Linked DNA regions of Mus musculus: all the other regions are linked to region 2. A link is a loop called in an ENCODE intact Hi-C map of the cell type or tissue named here. Cell type or tissue: heart. All regions are shown on one strand.

Region 1 (5,000 bases), 220 kb before region 2:
AATATGACAGCTTGGGGGAGGACAATGTTGAAAGTGAAAACAATGGTAGGTGGATATGCTTATGTCTTATTGCATACATACATGAAGTATTCAAGAATAAAGAAAAATAATATTTAAAAAGAAATGTCTGGGAATGAGGGAAGCATACCTCTAGGTGTGTCCATGTTGAGTTTCTAGGGACTAGTAGATCATAAGAACTCTGAATTGCCTAGCCAATGCATTGCTTCTCGAAAGCCACCATTACAAGGAGGTAGGTAAAGGGACAAGGTGGAGGAAGGGCGTTACCAGAGGCCTTTCCTTGGGGATCATGGATCTTCCTGTGCCCTTCTGCTATCCTTCTCTTTGTTTCCCATCTCTCAAGAAGAGAATAACAGGGCTAGCGCTGTGGCTCAGTAGGTAAAGGTACTTGCTACCAAGCCTGAGGTCATGAACTCTGTCCTTAGGACTCACATGGTAGAAGAAGGGAACTAAGTCATCTAGATTACTCTCTGACTTACAACCCCCCCCACACACACACACACTTTTAAAATGCAATTTTAAAGTGAACAGTAGCCTCCACCACACAGACCTGCTGCTATTGGTGATGCACCACGAGGAACCAAGCCTATCTGTTCTGAATCCTCTGAAATTATGAATTTTTCTGTCAGAAAAAGAATGTAGATCTTGATGGGAGGGGAGATGGGGAGAAACTGGGAAGAGTTCAGGGAAGGAAAGTCATAATTACAATGTTTTATATGAAAAAAATATTTTCAGTAAAGCAAAAATAAATAAAAAAAAACCGTTCTGCCAGACACTTAGTCCTGGAGACAAGAAAAACTACATGTTTAGAAACAACACAGACTTCAACAATAGCATCTCCCAGCTCTGTGCTATGGATCTAGTGGAGCATAATCAGGCGCTAAAGAGATCCGTCTCTGCTGGCATCCTGGTCAGAAGCAGTTCCATCCCTACGCAAAGCCGAGAATCCCGCCCCCGTCTCAGGAGAGCCACGTCTGCACTGGAATCAATGTTCTCCCCCATTACACGTCCAGAGGACCTAGGCCATCTTGCTGTAACCCAATGCCATGCTTTTGAACAATTTCAAGACTGGGTTGGGTCAGAGGTACTCTAACCTCCAGCTAACTCTGAAATACCACGCGAATTTCTGTCAGTGACAGCAGGCTCGGGCACTAGAATTCTACTGCCCTATGTTGCCGTGTGCAAGAGATTAACATTCCTCGCCAGCCTACTCAACAAGAAGGTCTTTCTCCTCTCTCCCTTTAAGGAGCTTGAGGAGGTAAGACTATACCACAACTGACAGATAACCACATCTCATGATAGGATGGGTCATTGGCAGACCTGTATCTGCTCCTGCCTACAGCACGGCCCAGGGCTCTTGGCCCTTCAGCTGATAGAACTTTGCCCAGGATAAACAAGTGCCCTGCCCATAAACAAAGCTACAAATGCTGTGTGCTGCAAGCCCTCAGGACACACATACCAGAATTTTTTAGAACTAGCAGGAAAGGGGTTAACTGCCTTGAGCACCCTCTTGCTTCCTGTGAGAGCCTTTCCCTAGCATGACTGCCACCCAACAACACCTGGGGTCATGCTGTACTAATCCCTGCTGTCTGTAGGCCACATAATGCTTCTAGGGACATCTCTTCCTTGGAGCAGACGGGACAACAAAGGATTGCCTGATAATGATTGGTGGCATCACTCTCCTCCAGTATTTGTTCTTCAAAGGTCCAGAGGAAGAGAGGAGCAAAACCTAACTAGCTATTCATATGTCCTATAGAGCTGGAGGCAGGGCAGCACCTTTAAAACATGCCATTCTTATCCTACCAACCAGCTAACTGCAATGGGACTTCTGAAAGGCCTGGAGTAGAGCGCCCTGTCCCTCGCTGTCAGCTCTCCCATGCAGCTCCATTGTCTCCACAGGTGAGAGGCGTTGCGAACCAGGACTGCGCGTCATTGCACGAGCTTTCTACATAGCCCAGCACTGTTCCTGCCACAGCGTGGTTGGCTGCAGACAACCACAGGGCAGCACTTTAAATTGAGAACTTGGAGCTTTGGGAGCTAGAAGAGCCCTTGAGAACCATCCTAACTCCATCCTGTTTACCAACAAAGAAAACAAACTCCAACGGATGTTCAAATAAATGACTCCTGAGACAGCCAAATTAAAAACAGAGTCTGCCTCCTCCCCTAAAGCCATAGCGTTCCCCACCCCAAGAGGGAAAAAAGGCTTAAATCACAGCCAAGGAGATTTAGAATGGGGATGGAGAACTCGCTGGCAATAAAGATGATTAAATACTAGAACAGACAGCCATAGGGAATTTTGAAACCTTCCTCCCTGGAGACCTGTTAAAATAGGACAGTTAACCATCTGCCTGAGATGATTTAAGTACGGGCCTGCCTTGGGAGGTAGGAAAACAAGGAGCCAATTCGCTCACCTGCCATGTTCTGGCTTCTATAATCACACCTGGGTGTAGATGCATATGCTATGGGGATCCCAGGTTAAATCTGGTTGCGTCCCCACTAGGGCTCATCTGAGTCCATTCTGGGGAGAAGGCAGGAGGAGGCCACAGAGCCCTCTCTGGCTGAGATGGGAAGGTACCTGCAATGGGAGACTCTGCGCTGGACCTTCTGGTAGAGGGAAAGGAATTGAATGTAAATGTCTATTTCTCACCGGCCAGGGACCTTTTGTAACACTTTGCTTCCCAACCCCCTAGCATGTGACAACAGACAGCAGCTATTGTAGGCAGATTAAAGGACTCTACTAAACATAGGCACACCATATCTTGCTTCAGTGTTCAATGGCAAAGCTTAGCACGAAGTAGGAGTCAAAAAAACAGCTTCCCCCGTCTATTTTTTAAATTCAGAATATCTCCGGCCAAGTGAAAATTTCAGAGAGACAGCTCATTCTCGGGACTTTAAAGCTGGACACTAGAGCAACAAGGGACAGCCACTAGCATCCTAGACTGGGCAGAGGAAAACTCTGCCCCCTGGGGTAAGTAGGTCTCCATCCACCAGCAGGGGGAGCACCCACCAAGAGGACCATGCTTCCTCTCCTAGGTAGCACACAGGATTATGAGTTCCATAATGACATTTTCATTCACATACATCACTGTACCCTGCCCATATTCGCCCTCAGTCCTCTGTCTCTCCTCCAGTTCTTCCAACTGGAATCAGCATCCCTTCACTTTCACGGCCTCTCTAAATCTAAAATATCCCTCTTCCCCTTCCTACCCTCTCTCTTGGGCCCTTTCCTCACCCCTCACAGTTCTCAAAATTCCTCCTCAGAGTCCATTGTACTTTCCTGTCGTATGCATGTGTTCATATGTATATGTATATGTGTGCATTTAAATATGTATTTTAGCGTATGACAAACATGATACTTGTCTGAGTCTGGCCTGTTTCCCTTAGCATGATGATCTCTAGCTTCAGCCACTAGGAAGACCCCTCCATGCTCCTTTGCATGTTCCTAAATCTCCTTTGCCATCAAGTTGGATGAAGTTGTCCACATTCTATACCTTGCAAATTTTTATACATGGAATTTAAAACTCCTGACTACGTGGCTCTCTGCTTTGACCGTCAAAGCTTCCTCCCCAGGCCCAACACTCAGGGTGGAATCGAGGGTCTGGTTCATGCGGGACAAGCACTCTACCACCGTGCTATGTCCTAGCAGCAGCCGTGGATTCTTTGAGGACAGGGACAGTCGTCAAACACTGCATGTCCAGAAACTGACTCATGGGAAGCACTTGGGAAATATTTGTTGATAAGTGGGTAGATGAATGGGTGAGTGCAAGACTATGGACTTGAATAAAACTAGGAAATGCTATTTCCCAACTAATCAGAAGCTGGCCCAGCAAACCATACTGACCCCACTGTGCTTATGTGTTTGGGGGTTTACCCTGAAGGAATGAAAAAATAGAGGAGCATTACAGTATGCATATGTACTATACGATACAGTGTACTATAATATACTATATCAGCTTTCTCTGCTGTCCTCATCTTGTCCCCAGGCCTGGCCTTTCCACCTTTAGATGTTGACAGCAGCCCACGATTGTCGGCTCCTTTCAAGTTTTTCCTGTGGTTTTCATTGGCTCTCAAGCATAACACACAGGAAGTGTTCCTTCTCTGCCAGATACCAGGGAGACACAGCAGGGACATACATAGCCTTTGATGTGAACCTTAACTTTGTCACTTACAGGATATGTGGGTTTAGGCAGATCGAGAAGCCTGTCCCTGCACCATCATCCATGCAACAAGAATACAGCTGGAAACAGGCTGAGCTTGGGAGGCCCTGCTCACACATCCCTCAGGATCCTCTCAGTGGAGGACTGGGGACCCAACCACACCAGGTAGCAAGACTCCCTCAAAAGAGAGTGTGGGCACATTACCATACCAGACGAGTACTCCTGACCAGGGCCGTGGAGTTTTCAGAAACGCTACCACCCACACCTGAAGCTTCAACCCAGCTTGACGAGGCTGGGGAAATGGCTCTGTTGGCAACGTGCCTGCAGCAGCGGCATGAGCACCTTGAGTTAGATCCCTAAACACCCACACAGAAGCTGGGTTTGGGTCTGTAAGTTTAGCACCAGGACGCAGAAATGGGAGCATCCCCTGAGATCGCTGTGCAGCCAGTCCAGCCAGTCAGTAATCTTCCAGGTTCATCAGGGGGCCCTGTCTCAAAAATACAGTGGAGAGCAATCCAGGAAGAAACCTAATGCCAACCTCTGACCTTCATATACACATGTATCTTAATACACACGTATGTACATACATTACACTCATGAACACATGCACACACACACACAAAATAAAAAATAAAAAAATAGGAAGAAAAGAGAATCAGCTGACCAGGCTGGTAAACCTTCCTTATTCACCAAAATGCACCCCAAAGAGATCTAAGCCCTTGTGGGTGTACTTTGTAGAATGAGAGATACTCCCTTCCTGACTTGTATTTCCAACACAGGGGCTTTAGAAATTGTTCAATCCGACTGAATTCTATAAATATTGCT
Region 2 (5,000 bases):
CCTGCCTTAGGAAACAGCCATCTCCTCTCAAGAGGCTCCAGTTATGTAGCGGAGATGCTACTAGGTCACCCCAGAGACAAAAGCATTGTCACCTGTGCCCAGGTATCTGCCAGCCTCGACAAGGCTCAACACTTGAACGAAAGAAATTGTGCCTAAGGCCAAAGCACCTCAAAGACAATGACAGGCTGAGGTGGCCTTAACACAAAGCAAAGGGAAACTTTGTCCCAGCTGCTGTTGATGCTTGCTGTCAGCCTGGGAAAGGACATCTGTTCTTTACAAACCAAGAGACACACATGGCACCTGGGTCCTGGAGATGTGGGGCTCCTAAGCCATAAAGATGCCTGCCTTCAGCCCACCCTGCTCAACAGTCTCAGGGTTCTGGATATCTGGTACCAAGAAGGCTCCCACTGCCTCATTTGGCTTTCTTATACAAACGATGCCCCCCCCCCAACCCGCTTCGTTTCCCTTCCACCCCTCTGGTTGCTACTGACCAAGGCAGGTCCTTGGGCTCACACTTCCTGGATCTGGTCTCCTTCATGATTCCTGGCTGTGGTGGGAAGTCACCTCCAGCAGTTCTCACGGGGCCTTGCTGGAATCGTGACAGAAGCTGTGTGTTACAGTCTGCTCACTCACGTTAGCCTCAGGATGCAGTCAGTCATGCTCCTCCCGCCTGCATGCTCCGTAAGTCCCTTCTGCCAGGACACCTCAAGGAAGCCACCTGGTCCTGCCACTGGTGACTCTGATAGGTTTCAGCAACGGAATGCCCTCTCCAATGACAGGAAAATAGCCCAACCTTAAGCCTAGTAGGAGAGCCCTGTTTGAGGCTTCCAGCCTCTGACGCCAGGTGCCCAGTAGCATGAACAGGAAGTGAAGTTGGCTGAACCCCGTCTGCTCTCCCAGCCCACAGGAACTGTTTAGCCTGAAGCCTGCCTCTCCTCTTAGCCTCATTGTCTGTGAGGGAAGCGTCCGGGTCCAGGCATGGAGACCTGTGACTCTCCTCCTCACTCCTTGTGTGACCTTGCAAAAGCAGCGTCCTGATTGCACCCCATTTCTGGGTGTTTAATATGGTTCCTGCTGCCTTCCTTCCCTCTCCTCCTTCCCTGCTGGGCTGTAAAGGGTAAAGTGTGTTGATGCATCAGGACCTCAGTGCTGCGAGGTGCCCACGAGTGCCCGGGGATAAATCTCAAGGGCCCTGGGAAGGGCAACATGGCAGTGTAGCAGGGCTTCCCCACTCCACAACAGCGCAGCAGGGCCTCCACACTCCACAGCAGCATAGCAGAGCCAGGGCAAGGCCTCTACTCTCTACAGCAGCGTGGCAGGGCCTCCACGCTCTGCTGTACCCTTTGCCGAGTGCTGGTCCGCTGTATCCCCAACCCTTGTAGATGGGTTCCCTAAGGCCTTCTGTGATGTGTGGTAACCCTCCTCACACACATTCCTCTGTCACCCACAGCCCACAAGCACAAGAAGCAGGACCTGCTGCACCCCTGTGACACAGAGTACCCAGTGTTCGTGCATCAGACGGCCATCCAGGAAGCCAATGGCATCATCGAGTGTGGGGGCTGCCAGAAGTAAGTCTCCAGGCAGCCACGGAATCCGGCCAACGGCGTCTTGCCCTTGGCACCCATAGGAAAGTCTCCACAGGAGGAAAGGAGTCCCTTTCATCTCAGAGAGGAGTTGCCCTTCTCGGTATCCTGATCTTCAGTGCAGCAAAAACCCAGACTGGAGCAGAGGGGAGGGGAGTGGGTGTGGACAGTTTGGTTGTCTGCTTTAGGAGACACAGGGCCAAGGATCCAGAGACCAATTCCCAAGTCAGTGAGTCGAAGTCCAAGGCCACGGGGTCTCTCTTGGAAACCCCTGCAGGCTTGCTTCCCCTCCGCTCAGAGCAAGGTAGCGTCAGGGCCTTGAACACTTATGTGACAGGCTGGGAAAGAGGCAGGACGTTCTGCCCCGTACAGAGCAGGAACTATGTGCAGGACTGGGGTGTTCTCAGCAAAGGCACAGGGTAGGAGTAGGAGCCTTGGTTGGAGCTGTCAGAGCCTGGGGCATCGCCAGGCCAAGTCTTGAATTTCTAAGCAGAATCCAGTCAGGCTAGCTCCTGGGTAAAAGTCCCTAGCTTCATCCAGACCAGCTTGGAAGGCCACACCTACTGACTTCCCACGCTAAACTTTGAAGAAACCAACCTAGAGGCATCTGTCCCAACCCAGGAGGACAGTACCTCCAGGGACCTCCCTTGGCCAGTCTTGCAGCTTACTGGGGCCACCAGGATGTCTGGGGAACCAAAGAGCTAGGCCAACTATTGTGTAAGCTCAGATTGTGGCGCTAGACAGATCTAGGTTGCCGCCTCTTCATCATGTGTAACATCTTAAGTACACATACAGCAGCCTTCCTGGGGCTAACACTATTGGCGTGCTTATGTCGGGCTTTAAGGAACCATTGAGGGGATAGTAGAGAAGAAGGGCTTCCCAGCAGACAGACTTGACTCTGCCTTTGATCCTTTCCATCTCTAGTCTTAACTGCAGACAAGCTTCTAGCCTGTTTTGTCCTGTGCACAATGGGAACTATACCAAGTTCACATAATGGTGTAATGGCCACATGTGAGTTTATATGTGTGCTATATACTTACTTGTGTGTGTCTAACATCACCCACCCCATACAAAATGCTTGGTGATAACCTTCCTAGCTGTGTATGTAACACATAAAGACCTTTTCCTACCCCCCAACCCAAGCTATATATAGGAGCATTGGTGCCATCTTGTGGCCAAGCCCAGAACTGCAAATTCTCTGGCTCTAACAGAGGTAATATGCCTGTTTGCTGGAAATGATCCCTGTGGGTGTTAATGACAGCTCCTTCTTCACCCTCTCCAGGCTACTGGGAATGGAGGGGTGGCATTGTGACGGTTCATGTAAAAGTACTGAGCTATTGGTCTCAATATTCCTGGGACTGCCTGTCCTTCCCAGGGCTCCAGAAGGTCTCTCCCCAGAGAACTTCTCCTGGAGGCTGCACTTCCTGCGACTCAGAGCCCATTGCCCTCTCTGCTGCAGGACATTCGTGATGCAACAGATTCCCCGAAGCAACCTGCTCCTGCTCGTGACAGACCGCACCTGTGACTGCAGCGCCCACTCTCCCATCCTCCAGGAGGCCACAGAAGTCAAATATATCCTTCCCACCCTCCAAGGGGAAGGGGGTGGCTGAGAGATCATAGAGCAGCTCAGATTTGGGTTGCAGAGTCCAGCTTCTCACTGTCCTCCCTTGCATCCAGCACCATGATGGGGGAGGGGGAGGAGGGAGGAGGGGGAGGGGGAGGGAGCGGCCCAGCCTGTACCTGCTTGCTGGGCCACTGACCTCACAGATCTTGACCTTCAGGATCTCTGGAACTGTGGAGAGTTGTACCTTGACAGTGAGCTCCGCACATAATGCCTCTGTCAAGTGTGACAGGATGCGCTCCCAGAAGCCCCGGAGACGACCAGGCTCCTGCCATGCCTTCCATCCAGAGGTGCGGGCTATGAACTAAGAGGCTTGGCCTTTGACCCCTAGTTTTGTCCTGTGTGTGGCTTCTTGGGACATGAGTATTTCTGGACTATGTGTCTATCATGCTGGGGGAGCCCTGCATCCACAATGATGTTGTGTGATACACAGAATAAGGAGCAGTGGCAAGCAAGGATGTTCCAGGTCAGTTGGGGGAGGGGGAGGGGCAAAGGAAAGCAGACAGAGAGAAAGGGAAAAGGACCCAAGGGCATCTGTACTTCTAGGGCCTGGAGCCCAGTAAGCTTCCCCTCACATCCTTCCTGACTTCTGAGACACCTCAGCGCTACTTACCATGACTTAGCTAATGACAATAGCGACTGGTATCTATTAACCCCTAAGCCAGGGACCTTACTACCCAGTCTCTGCTGGGTGTGGCTGCCTTTACAAACTACCTCCCTAGAGGGGCTCCTGGAGATGACAGCTGTTCCACACAATTATGAGAGGAAGGCCCTAAAGATTTAAGCAAGTAGTCTCTACTGTCCCTAGAAGATTGAAGAAAGGCAGGTTTCTTCTCATCTTTGAAACCTCGCCGAGCCAGGCGTGGTGGCGCACATCTTTAATCCCAGCACTGGGGAGGCAGAGGCAGGCGGATTTCTGAGTTCAAGGCCAGCCTGGTCTACAGAGTGAGTTCCAGGACAGCCAGGGCTACACAGAGAAACCCTGTCTGGGGCGCGGGGGGGGGGGGGGGGGAGAATCTGAAACCTCGCCATCTCCAGGCGAGGCTGGAAGCAGGCTCTTATTTTGTCTGTGTGCACCCATGCTGTACATGCCAGACCTTGGCCACCTCTCTCCTAATGCTCCTTACCCCTCTGGCTTTTTAGGAGAATGCCCAGGACTGTGGCGGTGCTTCAGACACTCTGCCTTCATCCCCTCTGCTCCTGCTATCACTGGGGGCCTGGCTGCTTCCACCCCAGCTTCTGTGGTGACTCCATCCCATCTGACTTTCGCAGAAGGGGGACCTTACAGGACATTCTACAAAGTTACCGGCTTATGAAGGCCCCTCACTGCTGTGGGATGTCTCCTGTTTCAGTCCTGGGGCTACAAGTCTCTGCTTCTTAGAGATTGCTAGAGGGATCTCCAAGGCTCTTCAAGTCTTCTACTCTTGTCTCAAGTGAAGGAAGGACAGAAGTTCATTACTCCAGTTTACCAAAGGGTCACCCATTTCCCTGGCTGATCTGCTGATCCGAGGAGTTCTGGAGGCTGGAATTGAGCGGCGAGGCCCATGTAGAGGCTGTGGCAAGAGTGTGCTTGCCACCAAAGGGAAGGTGCTTTTATCCATCAGATAGTGCAGAGGACAGGCAGAGGGAGAGACAAAAGACTAGGGAAGGGACCAGAAGAGGAGGGAAGAAATGGAAAGGAAGCTGGGCGTGGTGGTTCACACTTTCAATCCCAGCACAAACGGAAACAATAGGAACGCAATGGATATTAAGTCCTGCGAGCTGTCATTAGCTACCTCTGAAGAGTCTCAACCTTT
Region 3 (5,000 bases), 420 kb before region 2:
ACACGTCCCTACCACTGGACCACAGAACACCCTCTCACCCTGTGGATTCCGTATTTATACTCAGCATCCTCCTGCCAACACCCACCCCACCCCCGCCCCATCTTGCTGTGGTAGTAAATCAGCATGGTCTTCCATGTCACAAGGAACTTCAGACAGAGGGTGGGAACGAAGAACGCTGTGGAGGAGGTGGGGGCTGAGTGCTCTCGGCTGAGGGTACTTCGGGTTGACCTTGGGGTGGAAAGGAAAGCTGGGCCTGATTCACTTTTGACCCTCGAAATTTTCCTCCAGCCTTCTAGTGGTCTCGGGGCAGTGCCATAAGTAGTCTTGAACTTCCCAAAGAGACAGAGGCCGATGTGGAAGCTAAGTTTCCCTAAATATTAAGCACCTTCTTGTCTGTGACCTCCCTGTTGAGCGGGTGAAACTAGACTGCTGTGGGGATGCTTCAGCCACTGTTTGCAGCCAGGGGCTCTGGCGTCTTCTGCCTCTGGGTTTTACAGCTGAGTAACTGTTCCTCGCCCATTAGAGCAGCGTGCCCATCATCTCCCCACTCCATTAGCATGGACAAACACTTGCGTTCACTCCCCATCTGTCAACATACCTTCCCGTTCCCTTTTCATTTTCCCGTCCTGAAGGCACAGGGAACAGATCATCCATTTTGATGACACCTGATGAGTAACCTCATTTTCCCGGCCACTCTGGCATGTGACATCTCTTCCATTCTCTTGGTTTTAGCAGAGGCTGTTTCCTATCACGGGGCTAAGGAGGTGGCATGATCAGAAAGAAACGAAAGGACACATGCCCGGAGGTCAGGCTGTGGGTTCTGGGAAGGAATGGCCCTTCCCAGTCACCTGCCACACTGGCAGTGCCAATCCGTGTGTGATCACATTACATCACACGATGCTCACAACAGGTCTGTCCCGAGCACACGGCAGGTACTAGATTCTCTTGATATCGCTTGCCCCCTTATTGCCTGTTCAGCATCTCAAGGCCAGCCAGAATCGTCCGGATCCACAGCCATTCAGTGAACGGTTACTACGTTAGGGGATTCTGCTAGGAACTGGGAGTAAAGAGAGCTACAAAAAACTCCCTTGTGCTAGGAAGAGAGACAAGGGTACACAGAAAGGCCACCCATGACATATGACAGGCATAGTAGGGGCTCTGAGACCACAGTAAGGGTGCTGGGCTGATGAGTGGCCACAGAAGCACCCTGGAGGAAGAACTAACTCTAAAAGAAACTTTAATGGGTGCCGGAGGTGGTAATGGCAAGGCATTTGAGATGGGTTAGGCAAAGAGGAAGAAGGGCTGCACAGGAATTTCAAGCGAATAGTTTGAGGTGTTGGGGGTTTGCTAGCAGAAAATAAGAAGAGGGCGGGAGGGTGAGAGTGGAGATGCACCTGTGAAAGGGGCCGCTGGGGCAGAGCAGACTGGGAAGACCCAGTGGAGCTGTGTGTATGTGAGGGATCTCTGACTGATGGTGGCTGTGAGAATCCAGATAAGACATGGTGGAAGAGGTGTGAGGGAGGGAACGAGAGCAGACCGACCGGATGGATGGAGAGCCAGGGGGGAGGGGAGGAGAGACGGTGGAAGAAGTAAGGGAGCCTGGGAACGGAGTGGGAGAGGAAGGAGGGAGAAGGGGAGAGGGCAGAAGGAAAAAGGAGGGTGGAGGAAAGTGTGGGCGGAGAGGTGGGGGGAAGGGGAGGAGACTGAATGGGGGAGGAGACTGAATGGGACCATTCTTCATTTGGCTTGTGTGTCACTGCCATGAAGAAAACAAAGGCCAGTTGAGATGGAGGTGAGCAGTGCCTCTGGAACCCCCGTTGCTTCTGGGACAGGATAGCCAGGGCTATCCTGAGAAAGTGCTGCCAAATGCTGCCATGGGCATTGTGTCCAGCTTTTGCCAGCCAAGTGACACATTTTAATAAAAATCTATTTACACGGAGAACAAGACCAAAAGTCTCCAGACTCTAACCTCTTTACATGCACCCCCCCCCGTTTCAAGTAATCTAAAGGGGTGCAAACCACCAGGTTCCTCCCCTCTCCACCAACACCTTGTCCTGCCCCTGCTGAAGGGACTTGCAGTTCCCACAGGCTACCAGTAGGTGGTGCTGGCAAGTTCTATGTGTGGGCTACAAGGGGAGCCAAGGGCTCTTTGAAAATTCCCTGTCCGGTTCCACGTTGAGACCCCTCATAAATAACTTCCATTTTACTTTTTTTTTTCTTCAAACAAAGTATTCTTGTTTTCATAATGGCTACCATCTAAGAGCCTCTTGGACAAGACACATTCCTAGGTGCTTCAGCTACTGCACAGTCTGTGAACCCACTCTGTGATAACACTCAGTACTACCTCATAACGCAGAGGAGGTGGGATTCCCTTGCTTAAAAGTCTCGTGCGCATGGTTGGCAACTGGTCAAACCAAGGGGCCTTAAATCCAGTCTATAGACCCCTTTATTTCATGAATCTCCTGACTCACGCAGGCCAGAGAAGGCTCTCTCACAGGAGTCGGCAAGGCAGGCCTGCACCCCATAGAAAACTGCCACACACAGTTCATACTGTAATCCAGGTCCTGGAGTTCTCCTCAGACCCCTGTAGCAGGGGCAGCTGCTCCAGAAAAGGCCAAAACTACACACTGCTTCAAGTTCTCGGCTTTTCTCATTCCTCGTGACACTAGGCAGAGGAACCCCGAGTTATGCAGGAGGGGCCCTGGGAGCACAGCCCTGAGCCGGTCTCCTTAATAAAGTCAGGCACACAAGCTCCTCTGGCCACTCCCCACGGACAGCCCAACTGACCAAACTCCCACCAGAGCTTCCATGGCATCTCACCCTGCCTTGCGGTCACCTTCCCAGGTCTGGGTAGTTAGGTGGGGAAACTTCTCAGCCCAGCTCATTTCTTTGTTGCAAAGCCATTTCTCTATCCCCCACCAGCCTTTTCTCTTAGGGTATTTGACCCATGGCTTCCCCAGGGAATGCCCCATCATGGGGTTTGCAGAAAAAGTCAGCCCATCCCTCTCTAAAAGTATACATCTGCCCTGCTGCCCATAGAGGACCCAGAGGACAATGCCACTGAATCCCTCCCTTCCCCTTGGTCACAGTCAGTCCCCAGTCCCCATTTGCTGTGGCATCTGCTGAGGTAGCAGGTGCTGGCCAGAAGGTTCTCTTCTGCTGCTGCTTCTCCACCTGTGCTCGCTTACCCACATGCAGACTTCAGCTCTGCTGGGCCAATTAAAACATTAACTCTTCAGAGGGAGGGCCCCTGGTCCTAAGGACCCAGATACGTTTCCTGAGCTGGCTTCATTTCTCTGAAGGTGGCAAGGAAGGTGAAGGACTGGGTGGGTCCTCAGGGAAGCTGCTTGGCATCCAGCTTCACTGCCAGAGGGCCACACACATATAGCCACACATCTATAGCTTACCCTGTGTAGATTTGGTATCTTCTTGCTCAGAGCAAATGGCCTGGATTGGGTGACCTCTAAAGGCAAGCGTTTAGTGATTCTATATGCCTCGACACAAATGTCCTCTTACCGGTCAAGAGTCGCTTGGGCTCGGTATGAGCACAGAGTATCAAAAGAGAAGAGCTGCTCCTTTGTAAACAGTATCTCGGCTAACCACTCAGGATCCTAAAGACGTTATCTCACGGACTCCGGTGCCTTGGAGCATCACCCACATGGCCAGGTCAGCAGCCTCTGTGAGCACAGATGTCTCCCTAATGACAGGGACTCACTGCCCAGCACTGCAGGCACATTGCACATACTCAGTATAGGTCTAAATACACTCGGAGAAACACGGTTGAGGCGAGCACACACTTATTAGATATTTTAGTTCTTCTCTATGCCTGACCTGTAGCTTTTCATTTAAAAACTGAGTTTCTGATAACTCTAATGTTGCTTCTGGAGGTAGCTGGCTTCCTGCCTCCAGCTACGCCATCGCTAGGCAGTCAAGAAAACTCAGGATGACCACTAGGTACAATGGCCTGACACATTCTCCTGGAGAGGTACCACTTGCTGACCGCTGAGAGCTCTTATTTCAGATGCACATAACCTTCCTCTAGTCTGTCTGCCACCAAGCACAACAAGAGAGCAAGCTAGTTCTTGTTTTGGCTCATGATCACTCTGCCCACTATCCAGGACTTCTCTTCCCATAGGGGACACATTGGGTGCATACTTAATCAAAGAAACTCAATTCATAGACATCCTAATTCTTCCCATTGGTCTCTCATGAGCAATGGAACTTCTAGAGGTCCTGTCACTCACAACACAGACCCTGAACAACAAGACCACAGAATGCATACCAGACGAGGTGATCAGTTGGTGATTTGAAATGGTTTTTTAGCAACAGGTGGTCACTGGAGTCACAGGGGAATTTAAAGAGATTCTTGATGCCCAGGTCATGTCTGTGGAGAGTCCAACTTAGTCAAGCAGTGTGATCTGAGTCCAGCCGCTCGGCCTGATCACAAGCTGGTTAGAAACGCGGACTATCCAGCTATGCCCAGAGCCACCAAGAACCTGTGGCCAATGAACGCTACAGGTGACCCGAAGCCAGATGGTCCAAATCAGACAGAGGGTCTGGTAATTCTTGTTTAAAGAGCCTGGATGGTTATAGGGCCTGACCACAGATCAGAAATATTAATGTAAAAAAAAAATCCCACAGGGTCGCTGTCAATAGCACCTGGCCATTGAATTACCAAGCTTTTCATGGTAAGACCAAAGGGGGACCATAGGGGACAAAGCAACCACTCAGGGTGCTGGCTCTGTGGACTCAATCTTCCTAAATCCCAGGGACAAACAAGTCACATTCATTTCTAGTGCAAAGTTTCTGTGGAAGTGTATTCTGCACAGAACTACCTCAGAGACAACCGTGAAAGCACAGATGTTTGGATCGCAGTCCTAATGTAAGAGGTTGACTCGGTTCTTGGCTCTTTCTCTCCCCTGAAGAAGCCAAGCGAGAAGGGGATCCATTCTCAGATTCTCCCCACCCTAGAGCATTCCTGGGGAAGAAGGGAGAAAGGA

Evidence for each region. A loop is a pair of places that touch in the nucleus more often than their neighbours do. Peaks named below come from ENCODE experiments on the same cell type or tissue, not always from the same donor. Only the 100,000 strongest peaks of a DNase experiment are listed, where the experiment ranks them.
Region 1: a loop joins it to region 2, with 4 times the contacts of the local background. A loop is called at or near these places in 21 of 42 quality-filtered maps.
Region 3: it touches region 2 in a loop (4-fold over the local background); 4 of 42 quality-filtered maps call a loop at or near these places.

What each region holds. Positions count from the first base shown.
Region 1 is chr6:119,126,829-119,131,828 of GRCm38, forward strand. It overlaps a transcript of Cacna1c not described here. Among named protein-coding and RNA genes, the nearest start is that of Cacna1c, 21 kb to the left of the region's middle. In heart, a CTCF peak has its summit at 3,010 (motif pointing right); no DNase peak of the experiment used is centred here; H3K27ac peaks cover 265 bases.
Region 2 is chr6:119,345,684-119,350,683 of GRCm38, forward strand. It overlaps Cacna2d4 (calcium channel, voltage-dependent, alpha 2/delta subunit 4), which reads left to right. Exons shown (of 38, transcript NM_001033382.3): 35 at 1,451-1,568; 36 at 3,043-3,155; 37 at 3,412-3,494; 38 at 4,348-5,000. The coding sequence ends at 4,452. Among named protein-coding and RNA genes, the nearest start is that of Lrtm2, 17 kb to the left of the region's middle. In heart, a CTCF peak has its summit at 2,770 (motif pointing left); a DNase peak (open chromatin) is centred at 2,778; H3K27ac peaks cover 349 bases.
Region 3 is chr6:118,920,967-118,925,966 of GRCm38, forward strand. The region is part of intron 3 of Cacna1c (calcium channel, voltage-dependent, L type, alpha 1C subunit); the gene reads right to left. Among named protein-coding and RNA genes, the nearest start is that of 4931430N09Rik, 43 kb to the left of the region's middle. In heart, a CTCF peak has its summit at 2,092 (motif pointing right); a DNase peak (open chromatin) is centred at 2,085; H3K27ac peaks cover 349 bases.